2 separate regions of the Homo sapiens genome follow, and region 2 is linked to region 1. The links are chromatin loops, found by intact Hi-C in ENCODE. Cell type or tissue: Calu3. All regions are shown on one strand. Each heading gives the region's core, and the rest is flanking DNA. Links, peaks and the distances in the headings are about the cores only. Region 1 holds the start of OR52E5 (olfactory receptor family 52 subfamily E member 5). Region 2 holds the start of OR51V1 (olfactory receptor family 51 subfamily V member 1).

What was found. A loop is a pair of places that touch in the nucleus more often than their neighbours do. Peaks named below come from ENCODE experiments on the same cell type or tissue, not always from the same donor. Only the 100,000 strongest peaks of a DNase experiment are listed, where the experiment ranks them.
Region 2: it touches region 1 in a loop (3-fold over the local background); 3 of 110 quality-filtered maps call a loop at or near these places.

Annotation. Positions count from the first base shown.
Region 1 is chr11:5,887,438-5,904,558 of GRCh38, reverse strand. OR52E5 (olfactory receptor family 52 subfamily E member 5) reads right to left here and starts at 11,351. Exons shown (of 3, transcript NM_001005166.5): 1 at 11,289-11,351; 2 at 8,846-8,927; 3 at 1,829-3,927. The coding sequence starts at 3,782. The coding sequence ends at 2,799. All of the region lies in intron 2 of LOC112268071 (a long non-coding RNA gene), which reads left to right. It also overlaps the pseudogene OR52Q1P. In Calu3, for the core only: no CTCF peak of the experiment used is centred there; no DNase peak of the experiment used is centred there.
Region 2 is chr11:5,197,669-5,214,789 of GRCh38, reverse strand. OR51V1 (olfactory receptor family 51 subfamily V member 1) reads left to right here and starts at 14,108. Exons shown (of 1, transcript NM_001004760.3): 1 at 14,108-15,055. The coding sequence starts at 14,108. The coding sequence ends at 15,055. In Calu3, for the core only: a CTCF peak has its summit at 9,778 (motif pointing left); a DNase peak (open chromatin) is centred at 9,779.

The DNA of each region.
Region 1 (17,121 bases), core at 8,345-10,844:
GTCACACACATATATGTGTATATATATTTGCATATATATCCCAATATATATATCATCATGACTAGAAGTGACTGATCATCAAATGTCTTTAGGTCTATACCCTAGTCTGGGATCTGTTTTTTCCTGATCCCATAGATAACAGGGTTGAATACAGGTAGAACAACCGTATATACATTGGCCAGAAATATACGAATATAGCAGGGATGCTTTCACCAAGCAGTGTATCAGAAAAAAAATACTGGGATGTAGAAGATGAGCATGACAAACATGGGAACCACAGGTATTGAGAGCCTCGAACTGGCCATTCCATGGTGGTAAGTGAAACAGTGTGTAGTTTCTTTACATAGGAGAAACCAATTGCAATAAGGTCAATAAATCCCACAAAAAGGCAACCATCCCAAACATATTATTGGCTCTGATACTGGCACAGGAAAGATGGGCAATGCCCATGTGCTCACATTTGGTGTGGGGGATGATATGGGCAGCACAGAATGACAACAGCAAGATGAGAAACTCAAAAGGGATGATAAAGATTAAAGATCTAATTATCATGACTTCCTAGGATGGCTACCACATTGTTCATGAGAATCATGGTATATCTCAGTGGATTGCGAATTACGACATAGTGGTCTATGGCCAGGATTATCAGTACCCCAGATTCCAGGCCAGTGCATAGATAAGTCATAAACATCTGTATATAAACAAGGAAAGCACCAAAAACTATTTCCCTGACGTTGAACTGGAAGATACGATAGTAACAACGGACAGGCTTAGGTTAGTGGAAGTCAACATTTTCATCAGTTGCCCCCGATGAAAATACTCAGCTAGCAAATAAAGTGACTGTGTATAAAGACCTACCTTTCAGCAGCCTTGAAATTTTGAAATAATAAACAAAGTTGAATTCTTTTAGATTGGCTTGAAGCATGCCAATGTTTCACAGACATGGACTCAGCCAAGATGACCAATATTCAGTGTTTACCATAGCATTTGGCATAGCTCAGCCGACCTGCTCCAAGACTTGCAGTATTGATGGCTTTGTACAAATTCAGTTAAAAAAAAAAAAAACTCTAGAGCTTGATAAACTCCCTAAACAACTTTCCTTTCTTGGGAATTCTATGTGCACACTGTGCTGTTTTCAAATATGCTCCTGGCTCCCATGTTACAGCCCCTGGAACATATACTTGGTAATGAATGGGGTTTTCTCTTCTGTATTAGCTTCTATGCTCCTTAGAAATTAAAGTTCTCTGTTACCCATTTCCATTCAGATTACTCACTTTCTGGAGCACGTGACATTTAGCAAAGTCTCAGAAATGATACAGGAAAACTCTTAGTCGAAGTTCTTAACGTATGATACCAAAATTAAGTGGTCTGGTGGTTTAACATATTTTGGGTAGAGTGAACAAAATTGAACATATTAGAGCCTTTAAATATACAAATGTAAATATTCAGGCTCTAAAATGAGATTTTCGTAGTTGAAATATTATATAATAATACATTAAATAAACTATAATTGAAAAGTGGTATTTTACTTAGAAGACACTCCACAATGAATTTTTTGTCATCTTTATTCCTTGTTAAATGATCTGTTTAGTTTTTTTTAAATTCTGTATCAATTTCAAAATATCTACTTAGAAAATGATTACTTGGTTACTTTTTCTTTATATATTTATATGACATATCACTTCAGTTTACTTCCACTTGTCAATTTATACTGTTATTTATATTGTTATTACTTTCGCACTATTCTCTGTACATTTCTGCTCATTCTACCTTGAGTTTCAATCAGGGCTCCATTTCCAATTAGGAGCCAACTTCACATTTTTGCAGCTCCTAGAATACCCAAAGAAATAAATTGTCCTATTTATCTTCTATACCTTATTAAGAATGACTTTATATTATTTCAGCAGCCACACTATTACAGTCTGCCCTAAAACCCACTCTAGCAAAGACTGTGGAGGATGGGATTTCCCTGAGTCCTTAAGCCCAAGACAGAAACCTGTTAACTCTTCAAGCTTTATAGTCTCCTGACTGAAAGTCTCTTTCACGAAGGTAAGAGCTGAGAGGTCCATGAAGAGGCCCATGCGTTGGGATAATCTGGATCTGGAGAGCTGACCTCAAACCAGGGATTGTATACTAGAGTGGATTAGTAAATGAAATCTACATACATTAGAAATAACAATTACACTATAATTATGTTTAGTAAGCACTCATTTTGTTTCCAAATCTTTTAATGTTTTACAAGCTGCACAGATTTTCACAACATTCACTTTAAGCTTCAATATCCCTGCTCATAAAATGCTATAAATCAGTATGAATTTGTTATTGTGAACTCAAAGAGTCTAAGTGAAATGCTCAGGTCAAAATTTTAGGTAAGGCCATAACCTGTATTTAAATCTAGATCTTATGACTCCTAGTTAATTTCTCTTGCCACTGTATCCTGCCTGGTTTTGATGAAATACCACATCATTTTAATCGTCATGAACTTCAGCTTTGGATATGTAAATACAGAGAATCTTCATGTGGAAAGGCTATTCAAGACAATTACTGGGCAATAACTTTTACAAAGCCTTTGTTTCTCTTTAGGCATTTTGTAGTATCATGGGGCTTAAGTGTGAGTACTTTTTGCACTTTTAATGGGTGAAACAGAGAGATTGTTTTGGAATCTTTGAGCTATAACTTCCAACAGACCGTACTGAAATCATGAGACGTTGTAGGGGATATAATGCTATTGGCTCATGTGGGAATGCAAGAGAAGTAGTAAAAAAAATGTTTCCAGTGTTTATTTTGTTATGATCTCATTATTGTCTAACTGAATTGTTGTGGAAGATCCTCTTGGGGTCAAAATGCCAAAAGCTTTTAGGGTTGAGTATCCTAAGTACCTGCTCTCGTATCTGTTTTGTTTTGACCCCATAGATAACAGAGTTAAGAGCAGGGGGAAAAACCACATACAGATTGGCCAGAAGAATGTGGATGTAATGAGGGATGTTGTGGCCAAAGCGGTGTGTCATGAAGGAAAAGAGGGCTGGCAGGTAGAAAGCCAACATAACACAGACGTGAGAGCCACATGTGCTGAGTGCCTTAGGCCGGGCATCCCAGGCTGGGAGATGGAAGACAGCTCGGAGGATCTGGACATAGGAAAATCCAATCACAGAAATGTCAATGTATCCCACTGAGAAGGCAATCAATCCATATATAACATTAATACTGGCACAAGCTAACTTTGCCAAGCCCATGTGTTCACAATAGGTATGAGGGATAATCCGGACACCACAGAAAGGCAATCTCAGGATGAGAAATGTGAATGGAGTCACAAATACCAAAGTCCTGACAATGATGACTATGCCCAGAATGGCTATTACCTTGTTGGTAAGGATCATGCTATATCTCAGGGGGTTGCAGATGGCAATATAGCGATCTATGCCCGTGACTGTCAGTACCACAGACTCCAGGCCAGTGCATATATGAATGGTATACATCTGTGTGATGCAGGCACCAAATGCAATCTCTCCAAGATTAAACCAGAAAATTCCCAGCATCTTGGGGATGGTTGCTGTAGACAAGCCCAGATCAGTGCCGGCCAACATGGCTAGGAAGTAAAACATGGGTTGGTGGAGGCTCTGTTCAGTCTGTATCACAAACAGGATAATGATGTTCCCTAGAAGGGCTGTTAGATACACTGCAAAGAAGGGGAAGCCAATCCATACATGCACATCTTCCAGCCCTGGGACCCCCACTACGAGGAAGGTGGAAGGGTGAAACTGTGTATTGTTGGTATGAAGCATATTGGTGGCCATTCCCTACAGACACATTTCTTGCATGAGTTTTCTTGCTTCCAGTGAGAAACCATAACTTCTTTCACAGCATGGTGTCTATTTCTTGGGGAAACAGAAAATCCATTCTTTAACTCCATAATATAGCATAAGAGACCTAGAGAGGGAATATGAAATATAGTTAAAAAGACACTCTCACTTTTAAATATTTGCCTCACTTACACAGGAAACCATGCAGAAAGTTTCCAAAATATAGCAATCCTGCACTTCCCATGTCTTTCCTCCCTTCAGTCTCTAAGAAAAAACTTCCATATGGCATTAAATTAGCATATATTTATTGCTAATTATACTTGTTAATCAGGATGTAAAGAGTAGCCAAGGTGAAGTGTGTGTGTGTGTGTGTGTGTGTGTGTAAAATGTCACTGGACTGAGATTGAGGAGGAAAATGATAAGAGGAATGATACATTCTTGCAAATTAGATCTGAGAAATTAAGAATATTCTCTGTGAGAGGAGACTCAGTAAAGGTGGAGGATTGGTTAGTTGGTGTTTGGATTTGAGATAATAAATAAAATTTTTAAATTTAGATACATAGGGTAACTATTGCATAATTCCAGAAAAACAATGCTCCCTCTTACAACTTCAAAGGCCCTTCACTATATTATGTTTTCTTTCCTGAATAGAAAACACTGGATGCTCTCAGATACTTTGCAGTGCCTTTTGTGATTTATGATCTTTTCTGTCTTCTCCATTTCGCATTATATAAATGGGCAATCGCTTCATAATGCCACCTAGATAGTGGCAGTGTAATTGTCTCTATCTTTTTAAAAGATACTGAGGTCAGATACTTGCCTCAGATTGGGGACAGTCTAGTTTGTATTAATGCTGTAATAGTTTCCCTGGTATATTGATGGACAGTGATATGTTTAAGTTCACAGCAGGCTAGTTTACCGTCACAATTGAGTCTTTCTGGTGTGCCTTGTGGTTGAGTCTGGTTTGTAACTGGCTCTGTGCAATGGATGCAATCTGCAACATAATAGGCCTGTAGGGTGCTTGGGTGTGTGCAAATGAGACTAGGACTTGATTAGAAACTTTGCTGCTACAGGGTGTATTCTGTGGTAGGCTCTGGGCCATGGATGGAATACATTCAGTTATTGGGTTAGTCAGATTCGGGCAGTGCCATATCCATATCAGTGCCATGGGTCAAATTACTTTGATGCTCATTTGAGTGCAATGATTTCTAATATGGTGCTACTAATCCTAAAGAAAAACTATCCCTATGACTTGGCTATAATGCAGGCCCAAAGAACTGCTTTGGAAGTATAGTGGTATGTGTATTTGGGTTTGTATCTTCTCAGATTCTGTCCAATTTCATGGTGTGGAATTGCTTCCCAAGATATGTCACGATTCTGCTAAAGGGAGGGAAGATACTTTATGATATGATCATTTCCTGAGTTGTATTAATCATCTTTTTCTCCTTATGGGATCTGATTATAGGAAAGTTAGTATCACAAAATCAACATACAAAGATGAGTAGCATTTCTATATACCAGTATTCTTCAAGCTGAGAACCAAATCAAGAACTCAAACCCATTTAAAATAGCCACACAATAATAAAATATGTAGAAATACATTTAACCAAGGAGGTGAAAGATCTCTACAAGGAGAACTAAAAAACACCAATGAAAGAAATCACAGATAACGCAAACTAACGGAAAGACATTTCACACTCATAATCTGGAAGAATCACTATCAGTAAAATGACCCAAAGCAATCTACAGATTCTATGAAATTCCTATGAAATTCCCAAAGCCATTTTTTCAAATTAGAAAAAACTATTCTAAAATTAATATGGAACCAAAAAAGAGCCCAAATAGACAGAGCAATCCTAAGCAAAAAGAACAAAGCCAAAGGCATCACACTACCCAACTTCAAATTATACTCCAAGGCTGCAGTAGCCAAAACAGCATGGCATTGCTGGAAACATGACACAAAAATCAGTGGAACAGAATAGAGAACCTAGAAGTAAAGCCACACACCTACAACGAACTGATCTTTGGTAAAGTCAACAAAAACAATCAACTGGGTAAGGATATCTTATTCAGTAAATGTGCTAGGGAAATTGTCTAGCCATATGTAGAAGAATAAAACTGGACCCCTACTTCTTACCATATACAAAATTAACTCAAAATGGACTAAAAACTTGAATATGAGGCCTCAAACTACAAAAATCCTAAAAGACCTAGGAAAAACTTTTCTGGACATTGGCCCTAGGCAAATAATTTATGATTGAGACTTCAAAAGCAAATGCAATGAAAATGAAAACAAAAATAAACAAATGGGATTTACTTACACTAAAAAGATTCTGTGCAGCCAAAATAAACAATTCACAGAGTAAACAGACAACCTACAAAATGGGAGAAAATATTTGCAAACTATGCATCTGACAGAAGACTAATATCAAGAACCAATAAGGACTTAAATAATTAAGCAAAAGACAAAACCCAATTAAAACGTGGGCAAAGGTTGAATAGACATTTCTCAAAAAAAGACACACAAACAGCTAACAAGCATATGAAAAAATGTTCATCATCATTAATCATCAAAAAAGTGCAACTTAAAACCACAATGAGGCCAGGTGCAGTGGCTTATGCCTGTAATCCTAGCATTTTGGGAGGCCGAGGTGGGAGGATAACTTGAGCCCAGGAATTCCAGATCAGCCTGGGAAACATAGGGAGACTTCATCTAAAAAAAAAAAAAATTAGCTTGGTGTGGTGGTGTGCGCCTATGGTTACAGCTACTCAGGAGGGTGAGGTGAGAAGATCACTGGAACCTGGGAGGTCAAGACTGCAGTGAGCCGTGATTGTGCTACTTCACTCCAGCCTGGGTGACAGAATGAGACTCTGGCTCAAAAATGAACAAGCAGACAAACAACAACAAAAACAAAAACACAGTGAGAAACCATCTCACACCAGTCAGAATGGTTATTATTAAAAAGTGAAAAAATAACAGATGTTGGTAAGGATGTGGAGAAAAAGGAACACTTACACAGTATTAGGGATTTATTAGCTCAACCTCCATGGAAAACAGTATGAAAATTTCCCAAGGAACTAAAAATAGAACTATCATTATTTCTAGGAATCCCGCTATTGGATATCTACCCAAAGGAAAATGGACTGATCAAAAATACACCTGCACTGATTTGCTTATCACAGCACTATTCACAATAGCAGTCATGAAATCAACCTAAGTGTCCATCAGTGGTAGATTGGGTAAATAAAATGTGGGACGTATACACCATAGAAAAGTACACAGCCATAACAAAGAATAATGTCCCTTGCAGCAATATGAATGCAGCTGGAAGCCATTATTCTAAGTGAATTCATGCAGAAACAGAAAACCAAATAGCATATGTTCTCACTTATAAGTGGGAGATAAACAATGGGTACACATGGACATAAAGATGGAAACAACAGACACTAGAGACTACAAAGGTGGGGAGGGAGGTAGAGAGGCAAGAGTTGAAAAACTACCTTTTGGGTACAATGTTCACTATTTGGGTGATGGGTTCACTAGAAGCCTATGCCCCAGCATTATGCAATATGCCCAGGTAACAAACCTGCACGTGTATCCCCTTGAATGTCTAAAAATAAAAAAGTTATGTTTACAATACAAAAGAGTCAGTATCAATACCTTTCACCCACTAATAACCACAAATTAGCTTTATCTTTCTATTTACATCTATCCCCTGCCCCAGCATCCGATCTGTCAGAGAATTCTTTACATTTTGTCTTTTACTAAAAGGAATAATAACTAAGTTTATGTTAGAGGGAAAAAACGTCTAGCTGACATTATGTGCCAGGTATTTTTTCAGTGCTTTTGAAATGTGATTTTATTTAAAGATTAAAGCAGTTCTGAAATTGGCACTTCTGTCCCCATTTACAGAGGAGGTAAATGAGATTCAGGCCAGGGAATTAAAAACTATATCTTACTCAATAGCTACTGCTATTAGTAATTTTTTATATGTAAGCTGGGGGTAATAAAATTAATCACATGATCACCACATCATGCAGGGACTGTCCTGAAAATTAGAAGTTATAGACATGTGGTGTGATTACTTTCCACATGGATTTTAAATAACTGTAATCATCATCATGATTATTACTTTCAATAGGGAGAAGGAGAAATATTTCTCCAGACCCTCTCTTTTTATTGTACTCACCACTTGCTGCCTTTAAATCCTTATTTCTCATACAATGTATTTCATATCTCTATTAATATGTAACATCCTTACAGTTACAAAGATTTGAAAACTGAATAATTTTTCATTCAAATTTTTTCTTCTTCTCTGATTTTTTTTTTTTTTTTTTGACACAGTGTCCCACTCTGTCGCCCAGGTTGGAGTGCAGTGGTGCTATCTCAGCTCACTGCAAGCTCCACCTCTCGGGTTCACGCCATTCTCCTGCCTCAGCCTCCTGAGTAGCTGGGACTACAGGTGCCTGCCACCACGCCCGGCTAATTTTTTTTTTTTTTTTTTTTTTTTTAGTAGAGACGAGGTTTCACCATGTTAGCCAGGATGGTCTTGATGTCTTGATCTCCTGACCTCGTGATCTGCTCGCCTCAGCCTCCCAAAGTCTTCTCTGATTATTATACCCTGTTCTGTTTTTAAAATCTCTATTTATATTCCTACCTACATTTTAGTTTTTCTACTTTTCTTTTCTTTCTTTTTCTTTCTTCTTTTTGAGATGGAGTCTCTCTCTGTTTCCCAGGCTGGAGTACACTGGCACAATCTCAGCTCACTGCAACCTCCACCACTTGGGTAGAAGCGATTCTCCTGCCTCACCTTCCTGAGTAGCTAGGATTACAGGTGCCCACCACCACGCCCGGCTAATTTTTGTATTTTTAGTAGAGACAAGGCCAGGCTGGCCTTGAACTCATGACCTCAGCTGATCTGCCTGCCTCAGCCTATCAAAGTGGTGGGATTACAGGCGTAAGCCGCCACACCTGGCCTATTTCTGTTTTCACTGATATACATAGACTAACATTGTTCATCTGAATTATTACCAAATTGTCTTACTTGGTTTTTCAGTTATTGTGTTTCCTCCAATGTAATGCTTCCGCAGGGGTCAACCATAAATGCCAATAAGATGATCATCCTGCTAATGGTGGAATACAATGATTAGCTTAAAACATTAAATTTATTCATGGCTATTTACAAAGATTAAAAAATAGAGGTTATATATCACAATATGATTAATTGTATTAATGAATAAGCTATAGAGAATTTTGTTTGCAGAAAAATTAAAGTACAGAGCTAAATTATTTAATCTGTCACTGAAATAAGGAAGAATAAAGAATACCTAAATTTGGTAGAATTAAGAGTGCAATGGAGAAAAATCAGCCAAAGGAACAAAATTTATGTTTAATTTTATATTTTCACTGTTTCCTGTGAATATAAATCCAGCTTTTCTTTTGTGATATGCAATTTCAAATCCAACAGCTATTATTTTTCACCTTAAGACAGTGCTTGTTACAAGAATTTTATTTTCTAAAATATTAGCTTTGGAGAATTGTATTGTTCACTTAAAGTAATTTTGGTGTAGGACTTTGAATTTCCTGACATTGTCACAGCCATTTAATTCACCATGGCCTTAGCAATCTTTTCATAATTAAACACAACAACTGAAAAAAATGTGTAGTGGTTCTCTTGTCAGTGAAGTAAAACATTTCTACACTCAAAGTCTAAAGCAATCTTTTCTTTACATTGAGTCCGCAATTAAAATAATTTTTGAAATCAGATTATCATAAGTATTTTCTGAGAACACAAACTATGGCCCATGGACCAAATCTGGCCCACCATTTGTTTTTGTAAATTAAATTTTATTGGGGCAAAATTATTCTCATTCATTTATGTATTGTCTGTGGCTGCTTTTAATCTACAATGGAAGATCTGAGGAGTTGTGACTGAGATCTCATGGCAGGAAAATATTAAAAATATTAACTCTCTCTCTCTTTATAGAAAAAGGGCACCGACCCCTGAGCCATAAGAATAAAATTTCAGTAGTGCTCCATATCCTTATGAAAAAAGTCTTTATTCCATAAAATGCAGTGAAGAATCTTAAACATTAATTTTAACCTATCTTTACAGTATTATCATCTCCACACTGCAGTCAAACTGCACTTCAAACTTTCTGCATGCTTTCTTCTCTATGTCTTTCTTCATATTTCCTCTTATGAGGAGACTTTCCTGTCTAGCTTTAGTCACCACTATAGTACATAGCCTAGATTTATTAACATACAATCTACATAGCCTGCCTCAATCTGCTTATTTCAAGATTATCCATTCTTTTTTTTCCTATTTTTCCAAAGGCCAATCTATCTTTCTGTTACGTGAGTTATCAGCGGTTTTCAAAATGAGTTCCCTGGACCAATAGCATCAGCATCACCTGGTAACTTGTTATAAATGACATTTCTTGGACACTAACTAAGACCACCTTAATCAGAAGCTCTTGAAGAGGGGTCCAGTAATCTGTTAAAAAGCCCTCCAGGTGATTCTGATGCTTATTCCAATTTGAGAACCACTGGCGAATATCTACCACTAGGTTATAATTTCTTTGAAGGCAAAACTAGTGTCATATTTATCTCCATGATAACATGATTTTTTTAATGCCAGGATCCACAAATGGCTATTGAAAGTTGAGTGCAAATAATAATCTTCCCTATTGTTATATATAGTATTTTAGATTGAATTCCTAAAAACATATCTGAGATAGAGAATGGCGGGCAGAAAGATTTTTGAGAAAGGCTCTGGGAAAATATGCTTATAAAGAAGCCAGGAAGGTAGGATTGGATCAGAAGACAAACTTCTTTATCATGTAGTTACATCTGAAGCCTCAAATGATACGATATGAAGCTCTGGAGATGGTTTGATCTCTCTAAGTTGTCCCACACACACAAAAAAAGTAAGCCTTTTTTATTTTTTTTGTATTTCTATATTATCTAGTTGTTGGCAATGGGCCACACTGTGTGATGCGACATGACCTCAGATGAGGCAGTTCCTTGGATCTGAGGGCAATTCCAGGGACGGGTGAAAATTTGAGGTTTCAGCATCTGAGATTCCTAACAACTAGTCATAGGTGCATAGGTCTTGAAAAGCAGACCACACAGCTATAACCAGGGAATGATCTGTTAACATCCTTCTCATCTTCATGAAATGCTCTTTTTTTTTTAATTTTAAAACACTTATCCTTCTCTTTTCCTTTAACTCTCAGAATGCTCTTTGAAGTTTGTTTACTGCTTTTCTTCCTTTATCATGTCCTTAAGTAATAGTCTGTTCTTGACTACAGCTATGAATTTGGGTTTTTCTTAACTACTATCTCTTTCTCTTGCTACTTCCTTAGAAGATGGCCCTATCTACAGAGACTCTGGCCGAGTCACTGGAGCTCCATCATCCCACAAATCACTTTAGTTACTGTCATTGAGGACCCTCTTTCAGCATAACCAGGAGCTGACTCACCTACCTCTGCCCCGCATCTGAGAAATTGTCTGTGAAGGACCGGATACCCCAGACTGCAACCTGTATGCGACATAGTTCTTACTATTCAGAGCCAAGGAGTTATATGAGAATTCTTGTCCCCTGGGAAGGGCTTCCCTAAAGTGTGGGCTGTGTCACTGGACCTGGAGAGAAAACAGAAAATTTCCCTACTCCTGAGGATAGGGCTCTAGGTTATCTTGTCAGAGATACCTTCTGCTTGCTGATGATCTGTGCATCCTCTAGTGGGTACATTCCCTGCACAGGTCCCAGGGGTCTATTCAGTTAGAGGCATAATGACCTCACACTTACACCTTAAATCTGACTGTGGTATCAGGTGATTAGTTACTCTTGACAGAGAGGCAAGAAAAGAGCCCTGTAAGAAGGAACCCAGCATCGCCTTAAAGTCATCTCTGAAATATATGTACATTAATAAATGGCAGAGATAGAATTCTAACTTCAGTTTCCAATTCATGAGATATATCTGTTACAAGAATTACATTCCATGATTTTTGTGAGTGTGTAATGCATCTAACACGATACATAATATTAATAGAAATATCAAAATGAATATATATATATACAGAAAGAAAAGCAGTTTAACCTACAGATTAAGAACATGATCTTTTGATTCTCTTATTCTGTGATCTTGTTCAATTACATTTGCCATTCTAAGTCTTGGTTTTCTCAAATGGAAAATGAGAAAAAATTATATCAATATTGTAACAGTATAATAAGGTAATGTCTGGAAGGTGCTCAACACTTACTTGTTAGAAATTAATTAATACATTAACACTGGCTATGCATTTTCACAAATCTTTTACAACATTATCTCTGAAGTTAACACTTTGGAGTTAGGCAACATAAATTTAAATATTTTTTTCTTAGATTCTGTAGCTGGGAAAACATTTCTTAACCTCTATCAGCTTCTTGTTCCTTCTTATAGATTCACAAGGCTGACGGAAATGACAAAACACATTTCACACTTTTTTTTTCAGAGTAAGTGAGATCATGCATTTGACTAGAACAGCAGAGTGTTTGACAATATATCTAAATATTATTAAATGGACATTATTTCTATTCCTTATTTGAAGTAGAATTTTTGGTGTTCAATAACATAAATAAATATTCAGTAGAAAAAGTTATTTACCTTTTTAGTTCATTAGATTGTTCATTTAAATGACTGTCATTTATTTGTTCAGGAAATGTATTTATTGGTACACATGGACATAAAGATGGGAACAGCAGACACTGGGGACTACTAAAGGTGGGAGAGAGGCCGAGGACAAGGGTTGAAAAACTACTTATAGGGTAATATGCTTACCACCTGCGTATATTAGTTCATTTTCACGTTGCTATAAGTAAATATCTGAGGCTGGGTCATTTATAAAGAAAAGAGATTTAATTGACTTACAGTTCCACATGGCTGGGAAGGCCTCAGTAAACTTAACAGTCATGGCGGAAGGGGAAGAGGCACATCTTACAGGGCAGCAGGTGAGAGAGAAAGAGAATGCCCGTGCAGGGGGAGCTGTCAAACACTTAAAAAAACATCAGATCTCATGATAACTCACTATCATGAGAACAGCATGGGGGAAACCAACCCTGCAATCCAATCACCTCCCAACAGGTCCCAACCCTAATGTGGGGATTATGCGGACAATTCAAGATGAGATTTGGGTGGGAACACAGAGCCTAACCATATCAGTGGGTGATGGGATCATTCATACCCCAAACTTCAGAATCACACAATCTACCCATGTCACAAACCCACACATGTAGCCCCTAAATCTAAGAGTTGAAATTACAAAATAAATAAATAAATTTTACAAAAAAGTATTTATTTTTACCACTAGATGTCAGTCATGCTCATCCTACAAGCCAATGTTCCTTGATTCAACCTTCTTTTATTGAGCTCCTGATATGAATTAGACAACATAATAATTAGATGCTCATTAAATACAGGCTAAATCAGCAAGTGCCATTTGAGCATTATGTATACGTGAAAGTCAAATCAGCTACATTTCTTGAACATGAGCTATTGTGCTAACTAAGTTTTCAAGATATTTTTGTTATATCTCTATTTGTATACCTCTGAGTTCAAAATCATTTCTTCAGGGAGCTTTGATTTCTTTTACAATAAAAGAATGTAAAGGATGAAAAGTTAGTGACTTTTCTTGATTATTTCTAATGTTTCCTATAAAATTGGATATATCTTACTATGCATTATCATATTGATCTTTTTGAATTACAATATTAATTAAAGCTTTGGAAAGCCCAAAGTTTTCCTTAATACCCATGAATCTTATAAACCACATAGAAGAATACCCCTAGCATATAAAATGTTCTTTCATTTTACTTTTGGCCTTACAGAGAGAATACTCTAAAATTATGAGAAAACTAAGAATATGCCTGGTGATTATTCCATTACTTTTTTATTCTCATTTCAATTCTCAGTGCAAACATACTAGATTATATTTCACAGTATATTAGTCCAAATGATTTTTTATCAGCATTATAATTCTTGGGCTGTCTAAAAGAATACAAAAAAATTCAAAATGATTCTAAGAGGATTCTGAGAACAAAAAGGAGAGTATCTAATGCTACAAATAAATAAATACTGAAATAAATAGCACACAATAGTAATTGAAAGGAGAATATATAAAAATATTGGCCGCCTCATGTTTGTTCAGAATTTTCCTCCAGCCCTTTGTTTATGTGGGCCAATGTGCTGGAGATCTCCTTTCGGCCTCTCTAGGTCCATTCTATACTCTGTGTCCTAAGAGATTCATGACTATGTACTGTATCAATAGCCTCTTTTGTCCCATAGAATCTGCTTGGGTTCAGAAAATAGGAAGCACCAGCAGGTGAGGGGGAAGTGAGTGAGGTCGAGATATTTATTCTGGTTCCCACCTGCTCCTTCATTGCAGGTGACCTGCAGGTCACCACGGGCTCTGTGAGTACCTCCAAATAAATTGCAACTTCTATCTGCAATGCTCTCTGGGCCTCCAGATGCCAGGAACTCCTTCTCCTCTTTGGACCCCAGAGTAAACATTCCCACACTTACTATCCTTATAGTCTCTTGTGGAATTTCTAAACTGTGCCTATATATTTGTCTTAGTTTAAGGGGTCAGCTTGAGTTTGCTAACTATGCTTTCTAGAACCTTCACTAATATTGCCAATAAGCAGCCTTAGATTTTCCTGTAGATTCTTCTATTTAAACTTACTTTTATCACATGTAATAATATACAATACATAATATATGATATTATATATAGATGCTCCTTAACTTACAATGGGGTTATGCTGCAATAAACCCATGATAATTTGAAAATATTTTATGGCTGAATAGTACTCCGTTGTATATATGTACCACATTTTCTTTATCCATTCATCTGTTGATGGACATTTAGGTTGCTTCCAAATCTTAGCTATTGTAAACAGTGCTGCAACAAACACTGGAGTGCTGATATCTCTTCTATATATTGATTTTCTTCCTTTTGTTTGTATACCCAGCAGTGGGATTGCTGGATTATGATGTGGTTATTACACATTTCATGCTTGTATCAAAACATCTCATGTACTCCATAAATATATGCACTTACTGTGTATCCATAAAAATTAAAAAAGAAACAAATCCATTGAAAATATTGTTCAATATTTTGAAGGCATTATTCTTGAGCAGGACAATGGATAATGCAGCATCCAAAGTAATGATGCAATTAGCATGAAATAAATGGAATTTGGAAATGCAAGAGGTAAGAAGATCTAGATTGTCTTCAAGAGACATGACATTGTTAGTAATAACAATGGTATTACAGACACCTTACCAGGGGTTGATCTTGGCTTTATTCCATTGTAAGTCAAGGAAAGTACTGAATGCATATACTCAAACTATTCTAAAGTCAAAAAATTGTCCAATTAAAACATTGTAAATCAAGGATCATCTGTATATTTATAAATATCCATGTGTATATAGAAACATGTATAAGTATAGGTAAAATTTACTGCTCTTATTGTTTATTTTGAAATAGGTAGTTTTATCTTTGGATTCTAATTTCTTAAGACTTTTGAACTACATTCAAATATATCTCAAAGTAGCTAATTTTGTAGTTGTTGGAAAAGAATAATAGATACTTCACAAGCGAATATTTTAAAATGGCCCATAAGAGCTAAAAATATACTTGACATCATTATTAGTTATTAGAGAAATAAAAATTAAAACTGCAATGGGATAATGCTTTTTACTCACTAGAGTAGCTAAATTCAAATGACTGACAACACCAAATGTTGGTGGGAATGTCGAGCAATTGGGATTTTCATATTTTGTTGGTAGAAGTGTAAAATGGTGAAATCACTTTGGAAAACTGTTGAGAATTTTCTTCAAATTTGGCACCAGAAAAATGGAAAAGTCTGCAGGCATCTGGAATTTTAAAAAGGTTTTTTTGGGAAACCAGGATAATATAGCAAGGCTCTGACTGATATAGGAGTTATGGATCAATAAACCAATTGAATGGAGCAATGTTGGAACATATTCAAGAAGATACTGTATCTGAATTGAACTTCATGGAAGTTTATTTTCAGTTACACTGAATTATGTCTGTTCCCAAAGTGCTGGTGGGTAACATAAAGTTAGAGATAAACAGCATTAATATTCTCACACTTACTATCCCATAAGAGTCTATGAGCTAGGCTGGTTTCCATATTCTGTAGAATACCGTGTGATGCATAAAGGGTTCCTAAGGAGAAGGATTGCTTGACGGGGTGAGCAAGGTTTATGGAAAATGGCATAGTCTTCGAATATTCAATACCAGTAGAATATAATTAACTCTGGCATTGATGTCTTTTTTTAATGAAAATAAGTAATTCAAGACCAAAGCTGTTGAAACTTTAAATTATTTTGAGCCTTAAAAGAATGTGATTATAGGACTTGAGTCACTAACAGATAGCTGTAACCTAGGAAGTTGTAGTATTTGTTTGCCTGATTATAAATTAGCCTTTTTCCATTACCTACATTGTTTTTTAGAATGTTGTAAAAGACTAACGAGTGCCAGAGAAGACCCTTTCCCTCTTTATTTTTGATCTTCGTTATTGATTAACTTCCTTCTTCCTTGTTTTACACAAAGACCTCATGACTATTACATTGTCAAAGTTAAAATGTTAAAAATACTCATTTAAATTGGAAAAAGAAAACAAGCTATAACTAATCAATGTGCTGTAACTCATAAATCAAGTTTGTATGGGGAAATCTTTAATTCTGCTACATTTCTTTGCTTTCTGCCTACATAAGTAAAACCTTAACTTTTCAACTTTGGAGCATTGACCTCATTTCTTTGGATTCTGTGTTTCCCAGATGGCCATCCTTAGCTTTGCATTTGAATAAACACTTACACTGGATTCTCATACTATTATTTCAGGTTGGCATTCCTTTTGTCACCATTTTCTCAATTATATTTATCTTTTGTGTCTTTTTTCTTCAGCTTGTCAGCACCCTTCTGGTCCCATCTTGTTTGATTTCGTGAAAGAAAACTACTGTCCAGAGAAGGGATCCCAGTACAATGACTCTGCTCAGCCATGTTTAAGTGTGGTGTTCCAGTTTGATTATGAACCATTTCAGGGCCAGCATTATGGTGCACTCCCATCTACACTGTGGACACTATTACGCTTATATTAAAATTTTCCGACTCCCATCAATATATTTAACCAGAAAGTTGCATTATACATGTCACAGATGCTTTCATATCACTGAGAAAAGAAAAAAACTTTGTCTTTATTTAGCATGTTTATATATGGTACAGCTATTGAGGGCCTGGATGCTCGTCTGT
Region 2 (17,121 bases), core at 8,625-11,124, 690 kb after region 1:
AGTGATCTACCTTATTAATTTTTTCACAAAACCAGCTCTTGGACTCATTAATCTTTTGAATGGTATTTTGTGTTTTAATATCCTTCAGTTAGCTTTGATCTTGTTTATTTCTTGTCTTCTGCTAGATTTAGGGTTGGTTTGCTCTTGGTTCTCTGGTTCTTTTAGTTGTGACATTAGGTTGTTAATTTGAGGGCTTTAAGACTTTTTGATGTGGGCATTTAGTGTATAAATTTCTCTCTTAACACTGTCTAAGCTGTGTCCCAGAGATTCCGGTATATTGTATCTTTGTTCTCATTAGTTTCAAAGAACTATTTTATTTTTGCCTTAGTTTTCATTATTTACCCAAAATTCATTCAGGAGCAGGTTGTTTAATTTCCATGTAATTGCATAGTTTTCAGCTATTCATTAGTCTTGAAATCTATTTTTATTCCTCTGTGGTCTGAGAGTGATTGATATGATTTTTTTTTTGCATTTGCTGAGGATTGTTTTAGGTCCTCCCAAGGCTGAACCAGGAAGAAATCAATTTCCTGAAGAGATCCATGATGAGCTCTGAAAATGATTCAGTAATAAATAGCCTATCAAACAAAAAAAGCCCTGGACAATATGATTCACAACCAAATTCTATCAGATGCACAAAGAAGAGTTGGAAAAATTCCTACTGAAGCTACTCCAAAAAATTGAGGGGGAGGGATTCAACCTCAGCTCATTTTATGAGGCCAGCATCATCCTGATACCAAAACCTGATAGACACACAACAACAAAAAAAGAAAACTTCAGGCCAATATCCTTGAACATTGATGCAAAAATACTAGCAAGCCAAATCCAGCAACACATCACAAAGCTAATCCACCTCAATCAAGTAGGCTTTATCCCTGAGAAGCAAGATTGGTTCAGCATATACAAATTGATAAATGTGATTCATCATATATACAGCACTAAAAACAGAAACCACATGATCATTTCAATATGTGCAAAAAAAGATTTTGATAAAATTCAACTTCACTTCATGTTAAAACCTCTCAACAAACTAGCTATTTAAGGACATGACCTCAAAATAATATGAGCCATCTATGACAAACCCACAGCCAACATCATACAGAATGGGCAAAACCTGGAAGCATTCTTCTTGAAAACTGGCACAAGACAAGGATGCCCTCTCTCACCACTGCTATTCAGTATAGTACTGGCAGTCCTGGCCAGAGCAATCAGGCAAGAGAAGGGAATAAAGGGCATCCAAATAGGAAGAGAGAAAGTCAAAGTATCCCTGTTTTCTGTATCTAGAAAACACCATAGTCAAGGCCCAAAAGCTCCTTCAGCTGATAACTTCAGCAAAGTTTCAGGATATAAAATCAATGTACAAAAATCACTAGCATTCCCATACATCAACAATAGCCAAGCCTAGAGCCAAATCAGGAAGTCAATCCCATTTACCGTTGCCACAAAAAGAATAAAATACCTAAGGATATATCTAACCAAGCAGTTGAAAGATCTCTACAATGAGATTTACAAAACACTGCTCAAAGAAATCAGAGCTGATAGAAACAAATGGAAAAACTTTCCATGCTCATGGATAAAAAGAATCAATATTGTTAAAATGTCCATACTGCCTAGAGCAATTTACAGTTTCAAAGCTATTCCTATCAAACTACCAATGACATTCTTCACAGAACTAGAAAAATACACTTTAAAGTTCATATGGAACAACAACAAAAAAAGTCCAAATAGCCTAGGAAATCCTAATACTCACAGGTGGGAATTGAAAAATGAGAACACTTGGACACAGGGTGGGGAACATCACACACCGGGGCCTGTCGTGGGGTGGTAGGAGAGAGGAGGGATAACATTAGGAGATATATCTAATGTAAATGACGAGTTAACGGGTGCAGCACACCAATATGGCACACGTATACATATGTAACAAACTGCACAGGTACCGTAGAACTTAGAGTACAAAAAAAAAAAAAGAGAAAAAGAAAAAAGCTGGAGATAATACATTGCCTAACTTCAAACCATACCACAGGGCTACAGTAACCAAAACAGTGTGGTACTGTTACAGAAAAGACACACAGACAAATGGAACAGAATAGAGAGCCCAGAAATAAGACCACATGCCTACAACCATCTGATCTTTGACAAAGCTGATAAAAACAAGCAATGAGGAAAAGACACCCTATTCAACAAGTGGTGTTGGGATAACTGACTAACCGTATGTAGAAGATTGAAACCAGACCCCGTTCTATATCATATACACAAATAAACTCAAGATGGATTAGAGACTTAAATGCAAAACCCAAACTATAAAAATGCTTGAAAGCAACCTAGGCAATACCATTCCGGACATAAGCAGGGGCAAAGATTTCATGACAAAGATGCCAACAGTCATTGCAGCAAAAGCAAAAATTGACAAATAGGATCTAATTAAAATAAAGTTTCTGCACAGCAAAAGAAACTATCAACTGAGTAAACAACCTATAGAATGGGAGAAAATTTTTGCAAACTATGCATCCAACAAAGGCCTAATATTCAGAATCTATAAGGAACTTAAATGAATCTACAAGAACAAAACAAACAATGCCACAAAAAATGGGTAAAGGACATGAACAGACAGTATTCAAAAGAAGACATACATGTGGCCACCAAGCATATGAAAAAAGCTCAGTGTCACTGATCATTAGAGAAATGCCAATCAAACCCAAAATGAGATACTATCTCACATCACTTAAAATATCTATAATTAAATAGTCAAAAAATAACAGATGTGGGTAAGGTTGTGGAGAAAAGGGAATGTTTATACACCATTGGTGGCAATATAAATTAGTTCGACCATTGTAGACAGCAGTGTGGCAATTCCCTAAAGACCTAAAAACAGAAATACCATTTAACCCAACAATCCTATTATTGAGTATATACCTAAAGGAAAATAAACCATTCTATCACAAAGACACATGCACACCTGTGTCCATTGCAGCATAATCACAATAGCAAAGACATAGAATCAACCTGAAGGCCCATTAGTGGTATACCGATAAAGAACATGTACATATACACCATGGAATACTATGTGGCCATAAAAAAGAATGAGATCATGTCCTTTGCAGGAACATGGATGGAGCCGGACACCATTATCCTTAACAAACTAATGTAAGAACAGAAAACCAAATACTACATATTATCACTTACAAGTAGGAACTAAATGATGAGAAAACATGCACACATAACGGGAACAAAAGACACTGCAGCCTAATTGAGTTTGGAGGGTGGGAACGGGGAGAAGAGCAGAAAAAGTAACTATTGAGTACTGGGAGATGAAATAATCTGTACGACAAACCCATGACATGTGTTTAGCTATGTAACAAACCATCGTGAGTCTTTAGCAGTTCTTTCCTCCCATTTTATTCTTCCTTGCTCCTCTTTCCACCTATTAGTCACATATCTTTTTATAGTTATAATCAGCTTGTTTTTAAGTCTAACAAAATGTTGTTTTATGCGCATTATGAAAGTAATTTAATGATTCTCTGTCCTTCTTTGTAATTTGATTTTATGCAACAAGCATTTATTGTGTTCCTATATAGTAAATATAAAAACTGTATATATGTTGGAGGTAAAAAATAATGACAATGTAATTTTTGCCCTCAAAATAATGTGAGCAATTTAGTCCTATGGCTCCTATTTGTTAAAGACATTCAGTTACTTCTGACAACCTGAATTGTTAATTTCTTTCTTTCTAGCTCTCTTTTTTTTTTTTTTGACAGGGTCTCGCTGTGTTGCCCAGGTTGGAGTGCAGTGGTACAATCTTTGCTCACTGCAATCTCCCCCTCCTTGGCTCAAGATATCCTTCCACCTCAGCCTCCCAAGTAGCTGGGACTACAGGCACGTAACACCATATTCGGCTACTTTTTAAAATTTTTTGTAGAGAGGGGTTTCTCCATGTTGCCCAAGCTGGTCTCCAACTCCTGAGCTCAAATCGTTCTCCCTCCGGCCTCGGCTGTGATTACAGGTGTGAGCCACTGTGCTTGGCCCAGACAACATGAACTGTTACTGTTATTTTCTAATCCTTCGAGGAACTCAAGTCCTATCTTGAAAACTAATTCAAAAGGTACTAACGAGATTAGGAAGTGCCCCGAGAGAGTGCATAGAGGAGAGGGTAGAAGTAAAGCTGGGTTTGCTTTGTTAGTGAAGGAATAAAATGCATCAGAGGGCCGACCTTCTCAGCCTCTGATAGGCCCTGAGCTGGGAGCTGCTAAGCCATCCTGCAGAGCAAGTGGGAGAAACAGAGGGCATTAGGTCAGACTTGGCAGATTCTGCTCCTTTTTCCCTTCCCTTTTCCCCATCCACTTGCTCATTCTGGATGGCAGGATTAGGCTTTATATTTCCCTACCATATTAGCTTGTGCACTTAAAGGAAGTTTAGATAGCCTTGACTCCATGGGGAAAAGGAAAAAGTACATTTAGTGGGGTGTGGGACTGTTGGATTATTAGATGTCTTGCATTTCTCTCATTCTGTTCCAGTTGAGGCCAGCTTGCTTCCCACTAGAAGAATAACTGTTCTCTTTATACAATTCCTAGTCAAGTAGGGGCAAAAAGTATTTTCATTTATTATTGTTTTTCTGGGATGTAGCCAGGAGCAATTTAAACTTGCTGGAGTGCAATTTCTTCAACTACAAATGAGAATAATAATAACAGGTCTACGAACTAATTGTAATAATACAGAACTAAATGTAAATATACAAAGGATAAATTCAAAATCTGGGCACATGCAGGCTGCTATAAGAGAAAACATCTATGATATTATAGGTTGACCAAATGACATTAAATTATAGTGGGGAGGTAAACAGGTTGGCAGTGTATTTTAAAGTTGAACATATGCATATTTTATGACCTAGCAATTTACAGAATATATATACAAAAATATATAAGAATCTTCATAGCAGCAATTTATATTATAGCCAAAAGCTAGAAGGTACTCAAATATCTATCAACTGTGGAGTCAATAAATATATTGTGGTATATACATAAAATAGAATGACATTCAGAAATGAAAAATCAACTACAGTCATACACTAGTATGAATGCAATTCACAAACATAATATTGAATAAAGTCAGACATAAGCAACACAGTATAATTCAATGTATACACACTTTTAAAAAAAGGGACATGAGTCAATCGTGATAAAAATGAATTATATCAGGATAATTATTAACTTTGGAGACAATTAGTGGAATGATAAAGAGTGAGCATATGTTTACTCTTTAATTTCCTATCTTATTAGTTGTTACATGGGTGTGTTCACCTTCCAAAAGTTAATTCAGCTGTGCATGTATAATTTGTGTACTTTTATATATGCATGCTGTACTTAAAATATTAAAATAAAAACTAAATTTAGAAACTAAACAATGGAAAAAAGTCAGACCATTTCTTTGCATTTCAAGAAGTGCATACTAACTGAGATATTACATTCTTAAATGGCTTTAGTCAATTAGGCTTTAAATTTCACCACTATATAAACATTTGCTTCTAAATCTAGGTAGACTGTCTTAACTTCCTGAAGAAGAGGGAAGAAATAATGAAAAAAGGAAAATAACAGAAATACCTAGAGGAGGGAAATAAAAAGCCTAGGAAAGCAACATGAAAAGATGGTGCTCTCTGGTACATCCTGTGCTTCCTGAGATGTTGTTATTCGTCTTTTACACACACTGTCTTGGGATGGGCATTAAGGTGTTGTAGCTACTCAGCTAGTAAGTAGCTGAGCTAAGATTCTTTCAATTCCAAAGTCAGCAGTGTCTTCACTACATGGTACTATGTCAAGAAAGAGAAACTCCACTAAAAAGAACTTCATTGCTCTCTGTTAGGGATACATTAACATTTTGGGACATGAAAAAAAAATGTTACAATAGCTTACAGGTCACCTCCACTTATATGACCTATGGACCTCTTAAACTCAGCGAGTTGAAAAGATAGTAAATTATCCTCCACTTCTTTCAGTTTCCTCTAATGCTTCCAAACTTGATGAATGGTTCACTCAGATTTCCAAGACAAAATTTTGTCAATCATTTTTGCCTTTACTCTCCACTCTCTTCTATCCCTTATATATATTTAATAATCAATTTCTCACAACTAGAATTATTATCATAAATACTGATAGCTTTTGAGTGGCAGATAATGAGCCGTTTTTATATATTATCATCATACCAACAATATTTTTAAAAATTGTGCAGCTAAGTGTTGAGCTAAAAATTATATACCTAAGAAATGACAAAACCAAGATTTGAAACCAGTTCTCACTGACCAGAAGATCATTCTTTCAGCTAAGGAGCTAATTACTGCGTTCCTTCATAGTTTTTTTTTTTCCTCTCAGGTATTCCCTGAAATATGCATTTTCTTGGTCCTACTCTACTCAAATTTCAAACCACTATTATTTCATGCCCTTCAATAACTTCTAACCGGTTCTATTTTCCTATTTGTGTCTTGCAACATGGGATAATAGGTTCTGGCATGAGACAGCCCGGGCTCTACTCTCAGGTCCATAAGTTAATAGCTTTGTTTTGAGGATAAGTTACTTCTCTATGCCTTACATTCCTCAATAATAAATTAAGAGCTATAATGGAATCTACTTTATAAATTTCTTATAGTGAGTAAATTAACATAAATTCCTTCGAAAAATGACAAACCAAATAAGTTCCCAGTAAATATTAACTTTTTATCATGATGATCATGGTGATATTAATAATAAAACTAAAATTATAATTTTTTTCTTCACCTATAGCCACAGTCAGCTTCTCAAAGACAAATATGATTATGCCTCACCTTTTTATGATCTAATAGCTACTAATTTCTCCACGCTGACGTTTACCACAGAACCTGGACATAGGTGTTGCACACACTATGATCTCTAATAAATAAATAAAATAAATAAAACAGAAAAAAAACGATACAAAGGGTATGAAGGATTGAGTGAATATGTTATATGCTACGGCACCAGTGGTCTTTCTGGGTATTGTACACTTGCCCCATTCTAGGACAATGGTTCCTTCTGATTAGTTACCTTTTCCAGTCTGAGAGACATGCCTGGCTCACACCTGATTTGTAAGGCAATGGAGATGGAGACACTCTTATATCCAAAAGTACATAGCTCCGGTAGCTTAGATAATAAACCTTTGTCACCTCTAGAGAATTCTAAAAATCCACAGATTTAGAAATTCTAGGAATCCAAGAAATTACAATTTTAGATCTACTACAATTTCACAATATAACAATAACCAATAAACACGGACATTTTATTTACATAAATAAAAGATGGGTTTGTCACACAATTTAAAAATCTAGGGTCGAAAGCCACAGCAAAGGCAACCTCCTGGCACTATATCACAATAGATGACACCTGCATAGAGAAAGCAAAGTGGTCATGTTAGTCACTGATTGCCTCAAATAATCCCTGTGGGGATGTCTACTCTTTTGTATTCCATCAGCTTTTTTCCCAGTAACAACACATCCTAGCAATAATATCCTGACGAGTTTCTATAAAAAAAAAAAACTCCCCTCCTAAGATACAGTATCTTTGTGGTTGCATCCCCAGCCATCCCTCATTTGGTTGAGGTTGGAATTTCAATGGGTGGGTTGAATTTTTCCCTAAACAAACTTGCCATGGTAAAATCAAGGCTAGCATTACTGTTCACACAAGGCACTGTGCTAAGATCCCCATCCTTATAGCAATGGGAGGGCTCATAGGCAAGTCATGTCATGCAGAGGCCATTTCATCATCCCTTCTTGTCTTTGGGGACTTGGGTCTCTCCGGTTGTATAGGAGATTTCGCCAGGCATTTGAATCCTTCACTGCTAGTCATCCTGGACTCTGTGGTGTACAATATCCATCTCTCCTATGTTCTGAGGTCAGAATGACCTCTCTCTTAACCAGTTGTCTGGGCCCAGGCTCCATTATTGATATAGTCATGATCTCCTCTGTTGGGGATGAAGTAGGCAAATTTGAGGCACTAATTTACTTCTCACATTCTTTTCTTGAACAGAAAGATAGAACTGGAAATTAATAGTAGTATATAAATTCAAAATTTTAGCTTTAATAACATTTAATCAGACATAAATAATTATGGTAATGTGAATTTCAATAAATAAATTTTAGTTCTAATATAAGTGTAACTGTGTAATATTCATACTTTTTCTGAAGGCTTTACTAATTTGATATGGCATTACTTTTTTATTGCTGCCAAAACTATTCTTATTCCACTGTGTGGTGATGAGAAAGTGAGAGATGTTCTGGAGATGGTGATTATAGATAGCTTCCCTGAAGCCATAGTAACCCCCTGGAGAAAAATTGGACCTGGAGTCTAGCAGCCTAGGTATGGGTACTCGATTTCTTAGAAAGCCTTTACAATTTCCTTTATCTTAAAAATAAGGGTATTGAAGTAGAATTCTAGAATTTTCAGAGGACAACTTAAAATATGTGTAATAGTTTTAATTATTTATCCTCATAAATTTAACTGTTCATTTTAATATATTTAAGGATGAATTTTTTAAAAAGTTGATTTCATAAAAACGGGAATAGAAAGATGGTTCCATAGGCTGACTGAGAGTGTAGAGGAGGGATGGGAAGGGAAAGAAGTTGATCTTCAGTTAGACTAGAGGAATAAGTTTTAGTGATCTCTCACACTGCATAGTGAACACAGTTAATAATATATTATGTATTTAAATTAAAAATTGCTAAAAAATAAATATTTTATGTTCTCACCACAAAAAAAGTTGGAAGGTGATTCATATGCTAATTAGCTTGATAGACTCTCTCTACAATGTATATATAGATCAAACATCACATTGTATCCCATAACATATTATATATATTATATATTTATATTATATATTATTATTGTATCCATTAATATATGCACTTATTATTTGCCAGGCAAATAAAAAATGTTTTTAAAATATAAATTTATTTGTAACCTCCTTTTACTTTTCTGCTTGGTTTTCTTCTTTCATTCAGTGTTTACCAGTTTCTTATAGTTAATTTTATTTTAAGCTGTCTCACATTTTCTGAAGAAAAGGGAACATATTAAAGCCAACAAAACAAATACACTATCTTGCATGAGATGATTTATGTCATGGTACAATCAAATGCTATAAATCTTATAAAAACTTCTCAAATGGTTAGATGGCTACAGTTGAACAGATGGACCATGTCATATATTTTTTATAATGCTTCTAAGGTATGGCTAATTTTTAAAAAATATTTTAGTAATGATGGGAATATTATTTATAGAAATCTTATAAAATATATAATGAAATATGTAATAAAGTCTAGATAAATGTGTATATACATAATATATATTTATTACATAATATATAATATATAATGTATATTTATATATTACATGCATTATATATTAAATATAATACATTTTATATATTATATATTAAAATATGTAATAATATGTTATTAAATATATACAATAATCTATTACATTTTATGCTTATATAATATATAATAAATATATAGTATATAATAAATATACACTATATATTTGTATCTATATATGTTTATAAAGTCATTCCTCTAATTAGGTCATAACCATTCAGGTAAACTGGAAATTTAAGCCTACTTCAGGTTTGTGGTAAATAGATTCTCTCTGAACTAGCATATTCAGAATCATTAAACAGTCAGTTCTTTGGACAAGTCTTATAGAATGTTCTTACCTCTTCAGCCATCCCAAGACTCTTGAGGGCCTGACCTCGCTTACACTAAAGCAGATCTGCCTTATGCATCACTGAAGTAGGGAGGGAAGAAAGTTTGATGAACTACTTCTGACCCCTAGTGGTGTCCAGAAAAGACCATTAAAGGAATGACCTTTAAAGGATGGACATACAATTTTTTGTCCAAGGCAGGACATGTGTGGGTGTCTTTCAGTAATTATGTTCTAAGAACAGCAAAAACTCCACTGCCTTGGCAAATAGGAATGTTTTAGTTCTATAGAATTATAAAGAAGCTGTCTTTTAAACACAATATACTTTCTCTATGTCTTTGGAACAATGACTATTGGTCATTACCCTATTTTAAAGTAAGCAAGTAATCACACAGGGAATTATTCTGAAAAGACAGAAAAAAAAAAAAAACCAAGAGATTTCTGCATATGTAGGTCAGTTTTAATCAGAGGGCATCAGAAAAGACTCCTGAAAGAATGACCTGGTTATTATAATCACAGATTTGCTTTCCAAGTCAACATTCCAGACAGTGCTCAGAGGGGATACGAAAACCCTTTTATTTCTCCAGACTCAAATTCACTGCTATTTGTCTTCTCTATTTATTTTATTATAGGCATTGTTCTGGTTGCTGGGAACTCAGACTGAGATACCATACACTGACTCTCAGATAGCATAACACAACATGATGTCTTGGAAAACTGTAAATCTTTTTGTTTTTTAAATACAGGTGGAGCATCTGGCACACCTGACATATTGATCTTGTTTTTCTTTAAATCTTCATTTATTTACCTTATCAAAACTATGCTCTTTCATCCTACCTTTCAAAACATATTTTAAAAAATCCTCCAACATGTATTTTGCTCTGGTAATCCCAAAAGGCTGATAGTCTCTATGGTGGCAACATGGATAATACTGTTCCCCATCTAGATGGTCTCATTTCTTCTGTATCTAGTCTGAAGAAGCCTGAATGAAAGTAGATTTTTAAGCTTTGTAGCTAGTCTGAAGCCTTTGTAGTCAGTCTGAAGAAACCTGCATGAAAATAGATTTTTTTTTTCCTTTGGGACAGAGTCTTGCTCTGTCGCCCAGACTGGAGTGCAATGGCGCGATCTCGGCTCACTGCAACTTCCACCTCCCAGGATCAAGCAATTCTCCTGCCTCAGTCTCCCAAGTAACTGGGATTACAGGAGCACACTGCCATGCCCAGCTAATTATTTTTGTGTTTTAGTAGAGACAGGGTTTCACCATTTTGCCCAGGTTGGTCTCCAACTCCTGAGCTCAGCCAATCCACCTGCCTCGGCCTCCCAAAGTGCTAGGATTACAGGCGTGAGCCACCAAGCCTGGCTGAAAGTAGATACTTTTAACACATACCTACATTCACAGAATATTAAATCTTTTGTGATCAATCCCAGATCCTTGACGATATGTCTGAGTCAGGCTGGAAATGAGAGAAATCATGTTTGAAATTGGAGTGTTGTATTCAAGGTCAGCAAGATCCCTGGAGCAGCATCTGTTTTATAAACCATTCAAACTTGGTATATGATGACTCAATTGGTGGCCAAAGGTCAGAAAAGACTAAGTGTACACAGATGATTTTACACACACTTTGATAGGAGTGTTCACATTCATATTATCTTTATATCTCTGTGATTGTCTAGCTCTTATTTCATAGAATAATTAATTAAAAATTATTTGATAAGTGCCCATTCTATGCTAACCCTTATTTTTCATATTCTTGAGCAAAAAACAGATATGGTTCCTAATCTTCTACAGCCTCTAATGAATCTAATGGAAATTCAGTGTATAATAAGTGGTATAAATATAAACTAGTATACTGTGATGAGAGTAAGTTAGTTAAGGGGGTTGAAGAAATGAGATAATCTAGGTGGGGAGCAGTATTAGAAAAATCCCCCTGAGGAAGTAATCATTTTAACTCAAAAGTTAATGGTGAAAGGAATTGCTGTGCAAATACTTGGGGTAGATAATTCGGAGCACAGAGAAGACCATGGGCAAAGATCCTGAGACATGCATGTACTTAGCTTGTTTTGAGGAAGATAAAGATACCTAAATATTAAGGAGTGTAGGCAGTAGTGGTCTAAAGATGTAATAGAAGAGGCAGGTGAGCCACGTTATACAAGGCTTTTTGACTATGATAAAGAATTTGTATTTTACATTACGAGCAATGGGTAAGTGACCATCAAAGAGTTTTTTCAACAAAGGTTTGTGTGATTTAGTAGATGTTTGTAGAAAAGCAATTTGGTTTCCCTGGAGATAATACATTTTTTAGAGGACAAACAGATAAATCATGATATTAGCTAGTAATAATATTAAATTATTATTAATTTAATAAATTATCATAGTAGCCAGGGAAACAATGATATTATAAACCAAGACGGGCAATGTGTAAAAGTGGGCCTATCTGGGATGTGTTTCTGGTAGAAATGGTAGAAATTGATGAAAGATTTGATGGAGAGAGGAAAGGGAAGGAAAGAGAGAAATAAAAAATTTTAAAAATGACTCAAGACTTGTCTTATGCAATTGTGTTATTGGTGGAGTCACTTTATAATATTAGGAGAAAAGGGACAGAAAATAGATTTTGGGGGGAAAATCAAGTACTTTATTGGCATCATTCTTATTTTAAGATTAAACACTCAGATGAATATATTAAATAGCCAGTTGTATTCATGAATTTGAGCTCTCAGGAGTGGTCAGGAATCAGAGGTGCAAATGTTAGTTTCAAATAATAAGAAAAAGTTGACATAGTCTGCACATTAAGGAACTGAGAATTTAGTTTGTAACAGAGATATTAGTTAAATATTTAGTTTAAATATTAGTTAAATATTTAGCTAATAAATACAAAATTATAAGTTTTATTTAAAATTGAAACATGATACCAAAATAATAGATATATGGATAAATTTGTCTTAAGAAACTTCTTGAAAAGTGATTGTTGAGTTGCAAGATCGTTTTAAAAAGGGTAGGAAGAAATTGAGGAAAAGATGATGAATAATTTAGGCAGATAGAACATTTCGAGAAAAATTTTACGAAAGAAGAGAAATTCGATTTAGAGAAATGAAAGAAGATACGTATTCAAAAGACTGAAAAATCCTCTGCAAGAAACGAAGAAACTTCAAGCATTCTATGGAGAAAAAAGTATTAAAAATAGTGAGCTAAGTTATTCAATGCTGAGAAGGAGTCAGGGCAAGAAAAACAATGGTTAGACTGCTAGAAGACGTCAGTGTAGTATAGAGAGTACATTGAGAAGAAAGTCTGTGGAACTGTGTTGTGAGGCTAATAAGACAAAGCTGAAAAGTAGGACATAAAGGGCAGCCCAAATCTGAAGTTACTTTAACATCTCGAAGTTACTCAATCAAACATGAAAGTATGGACTTTTGAACATCTGTTTACATTATTAGAGCTTTAAAAAAACTTATGATGATTCTCAGGTCTGGAACTTAAAGCAGGCAAACAATGTAAAGAAGAAGCCAATTGATTCTGCTACCATGAGGCTTTTGAAATTATAAGCTTGCTTGTTTGAGCCTGGCTTTGTGATCTGTAGAACTGCAGGTTCTAAGAAAGAAAACACAATTGGCCAATACATTGAATAAATGTATATTGAATAAATAGTTAATCAGCTCATTAACTGAATAAATAAAGGAATGGGAAGCACTGAGCTGCTATCAAAGGCTCAGTGTCTTCAATCTAATTCTCTACATCACAAAGGCACAAATGAGTTGAACATCTCAAGAGGCCAGAGCTCCAGTGAGAAATCATTTACCCAAGGTCTCATGCATAAATATTCCTGTCTGCTTATCACCAATGAAGAAAAAGTAATTGCTGGCTACGTCATCTGGAGGGGGAGAAAACAGGAGTATCTTCATTAAATAGTATTTGGAGAAAAAATATACTTGGAGACGGCACAAAATGGAAAATGACGGAAAAGTGACTATTTAATAGACTTATGATATTTAAAGCCCAAAGATTACTCTTCACTTCGAATGTTTAATGAATTGGAGAGAAGAAAATAATTTTTCAAGAACCTCGGCTCTTTACTGGTATAAAATTTTTACCACTATCCTTGGGAAAATGTCTAAGCAACGTATTTTTTTAAAACTAGCCTTCTCCTTTTACTAATCTCTTCCTTATTTGTTTTTGCTTATGGCTTCTAAGGATATGTTCACATCCAGACAGTGAAAAAATAATGACTTTTAAATGACATCAAAAGAAGACCATTTTCTCAAAGGCAATGGATACTATGTCTCAAAGAAACAGAATTTCTCAGCTGTTTTTTTTAAGTCAGTAAGTTTTAGGGTATTTCATTTACTTAGAAATTTCATTGTATTCAGGTGAAATTGAAACATTTCCTTTGAAAAAATACTCTCACATGTTTCTCAGTTCCAGAATGATTACTTCAGTAAGCCCTAGCACCAGCACGAATTCTTCCTTTCTTCTCACTGGATTTTCTGGCATGGAGCAGCAATACCCCTGGCTTTCCATCCCCTTCTCCTCAATCTATGCCATGGTGCTTTTGGGCAATTGCATGGTTCTCCATGTGATATGGACTGAGCCAAGCCTGCACCAGCCTATGTTTTACTTCCTGTCCATGCTGGCCCTCACTGACCTGTGCATGGGGCTGTCCACTGTGTACACAGTGCTGGGGATCCTGTGGGGGATCATTCGAGAGATCAGCTTGGATTCCTGCATTGCCCAGTCCTATTTCATCCATGGTCTGTCCTTCATGGAGTCCTCTGTCCTCCTCACTATGGCCTTTGACCGGTACATTGCAATTTGCAATCCACTACGTTATTCCTCCATCCTGACTAATTCCAGAATTATCAAAATTGGGCTCACTATAATAGGTAGGAGTTTTTTCTTTATTACACCCCCCATCATCTGTCTGAAATTTTTTAATTACTGTCATTTCCACATCCTTTCTCACTCTTTCTGCCTGCACCAGGATCTTCTCCGCTTAGCCTGTTCAGACATCCGATTCAATAGTTACTATGCCCTGATGCTGGTTATTTGCATACTGTTGTTGGATGCTATACTCATCCTTTTCTCCTACATCCTGATTCTTAAGTCAGTCCTGGCAGTTGCCTCTCAGGAAGAGAGGCATAAATTATTTCAGACCTGCATCTCCCACATCTGTGCTGTCCTTGTGTTCTACATCCCTATCATTAGCCTCACAATGGTGCACCGTTTTGGCAAGCACCTTTCCCCCGTGGCCCACGTTCTCATTGGCAACATCTACATCCTTTTCCCACCTTTAATGAATCCCATCATCTACAGTGTCAAGACCCAACAGATTCATACCAGAATGCTTAGACTCTTTTCTCTGAAAAGATATTGAGAGATATTGAGATGTATTGCCTAAAAAAAAGAAAGAAAAGCAGCAACAATAATAAACAAAAATCAGTGCCATAAAAAAGAAAAAATTATTAAAATTGTAGATTTACTCTGAGTCCATGACAAATGACCTTAAAAAATATTTAAATATAGTCAGAGAATCAACAAACAAGTTCCATTGTGTCAGCCTGGACACATGTAGGTCACTCTATCAGTCTGACCATATTTAAGAAAGAGGAAAAAATTGTTTATTTGCCTGAAATGTACTTTTGAGCATTTCCTTTGCTGTAAAACAAAGCTGGATTAAAAACCTAGGTTTTCAAGTTTCAAAGTAGAAAACTTGAAGTTTCTTTCATTCTCTGAGGTTTACTTAATTAACCTTCAAAATGGAGACTATAGCCAACTCACAGGAATGTTGTGATATCTGTATGGACCAGAATTGTCCAAGGGAACTTTTCTAAACTGATGGCGATGTTCTATAAAATACCATAAAATGGCTAAAGTGGAATATATGGCTCCTGTGCGCTTGAAATGATGGTAGTGTAATTGAACAACTGCATTTACAATTTCAGTTACTTTAAGTTAATTTATATTTAAATGTTTAATGTCCTTGTATTGGACAGTTCAGTTCAGCAGCCACTATATTGGACAGGGAAGCTACAGTTCATAAAGAGGACACAAAGAAATATGACTTTGGATTCAACTTCTACCATGTCTAATTTAAATTAGAATCCTTATTTTTTAGATTTTATATGTGGACTCCACTGCTACAAGGCTGGAAGCAGATTTTGCTCTAGATCTTTTGCTTTTATATCTAAGTGGGGGATCTTCTGAACAGATGAGACTGTCCGCTACCGACTTATTCTGAGTTTAAAAGAAAAAAGATAAAAGAACATAAAGCGGTTCTTTTCTAAGTAAGCTAGTGCAGCTTTCCAAAGAAGGAAAGAAAGGAAGGAAATCAGGTACAAAACTATGCATGGATAACAAGAAAATAATTGTTTTAATCTTCCTATATTCTATTAGGTATCTAAGAAGGTAAGTGTTAAAATTGGACAAATTAATGCATAAGAGTCATTTTACACCAAAAAGCAAATATTTATTTTTATTTTTAGATATCAACTAAAACAACCAGATTTGTCTTCCTGTAATTATGCCTTCCTTTCCTTTCACTTTGGACTTCATTCAATAACATAGCCTCTGTCTACTTATTTGACTCAGAGGGAAACAAAAATACAGGCTTTGGTTTCTAATAGCTTAAGCCTCAAAGTGAGGAAATTGTTTCTGGACAGAGTAAAGTATCTGGTTAGAAAGATAAGTGTAAAATTATTCCTAGAACAATAAATTAGGTCTTCTGGGTTACAGTATAAGGTTAATTTGAAGGATAAAGGAGTGAATTTCCTGATGTCAAAGAGGATCTAGTGCATCTTCTGGTATAGCTATCAGAAGTGAAAACTGTGAGGTAGGTTCTAGAGGGGAAAATGTCAATATATATATTTTTTACTATATAATCATAGTAGCTGCCGAGGCGGGCGGATCATGAGGTCAGGAGATCGAGACCATCCTGGCCAGCAATGGTGAAACCCCGTCTCTACTAAAAAAACACAAGAAAGTATCCAGGCGTGGTGGCGGGCACCTGTAGTCCCAGGTACTCGGGAGGCTGAGACAGGAGAATGGCGTGAACCCGGGAGGTGGAGCTTGCAGTGAGTCGAGATCACGCCACTGCACTCCAGCCTGGGCGACAGAGAGAGACTCTGTCTCAAAAAAAAAAAAAAAAAGAGAAAAAAAAAGAAAAGTTGATATGAATGTCAGGTGGTAGTACTGCTCCAGGTTCCCTAATGATAATAAATGTCTGCATGGTCCCTCCTGGCCGACTGGAATGTGGCCAATCTGACAAGATTCCTATGCCCCAGTTTTATAATGAAAAGAGAAGTTAGCTGCTGAATCTGTAGAGGTCATGTGAATGTCTCATAGATTTCTCAATGGCCAAAGAAGCTTCCTTCTAATGCTTTGAAAGTGAATAAGCATCCACCCTCCCATACGCCGGAGAGCTGACACAACACTGGGGAAGCA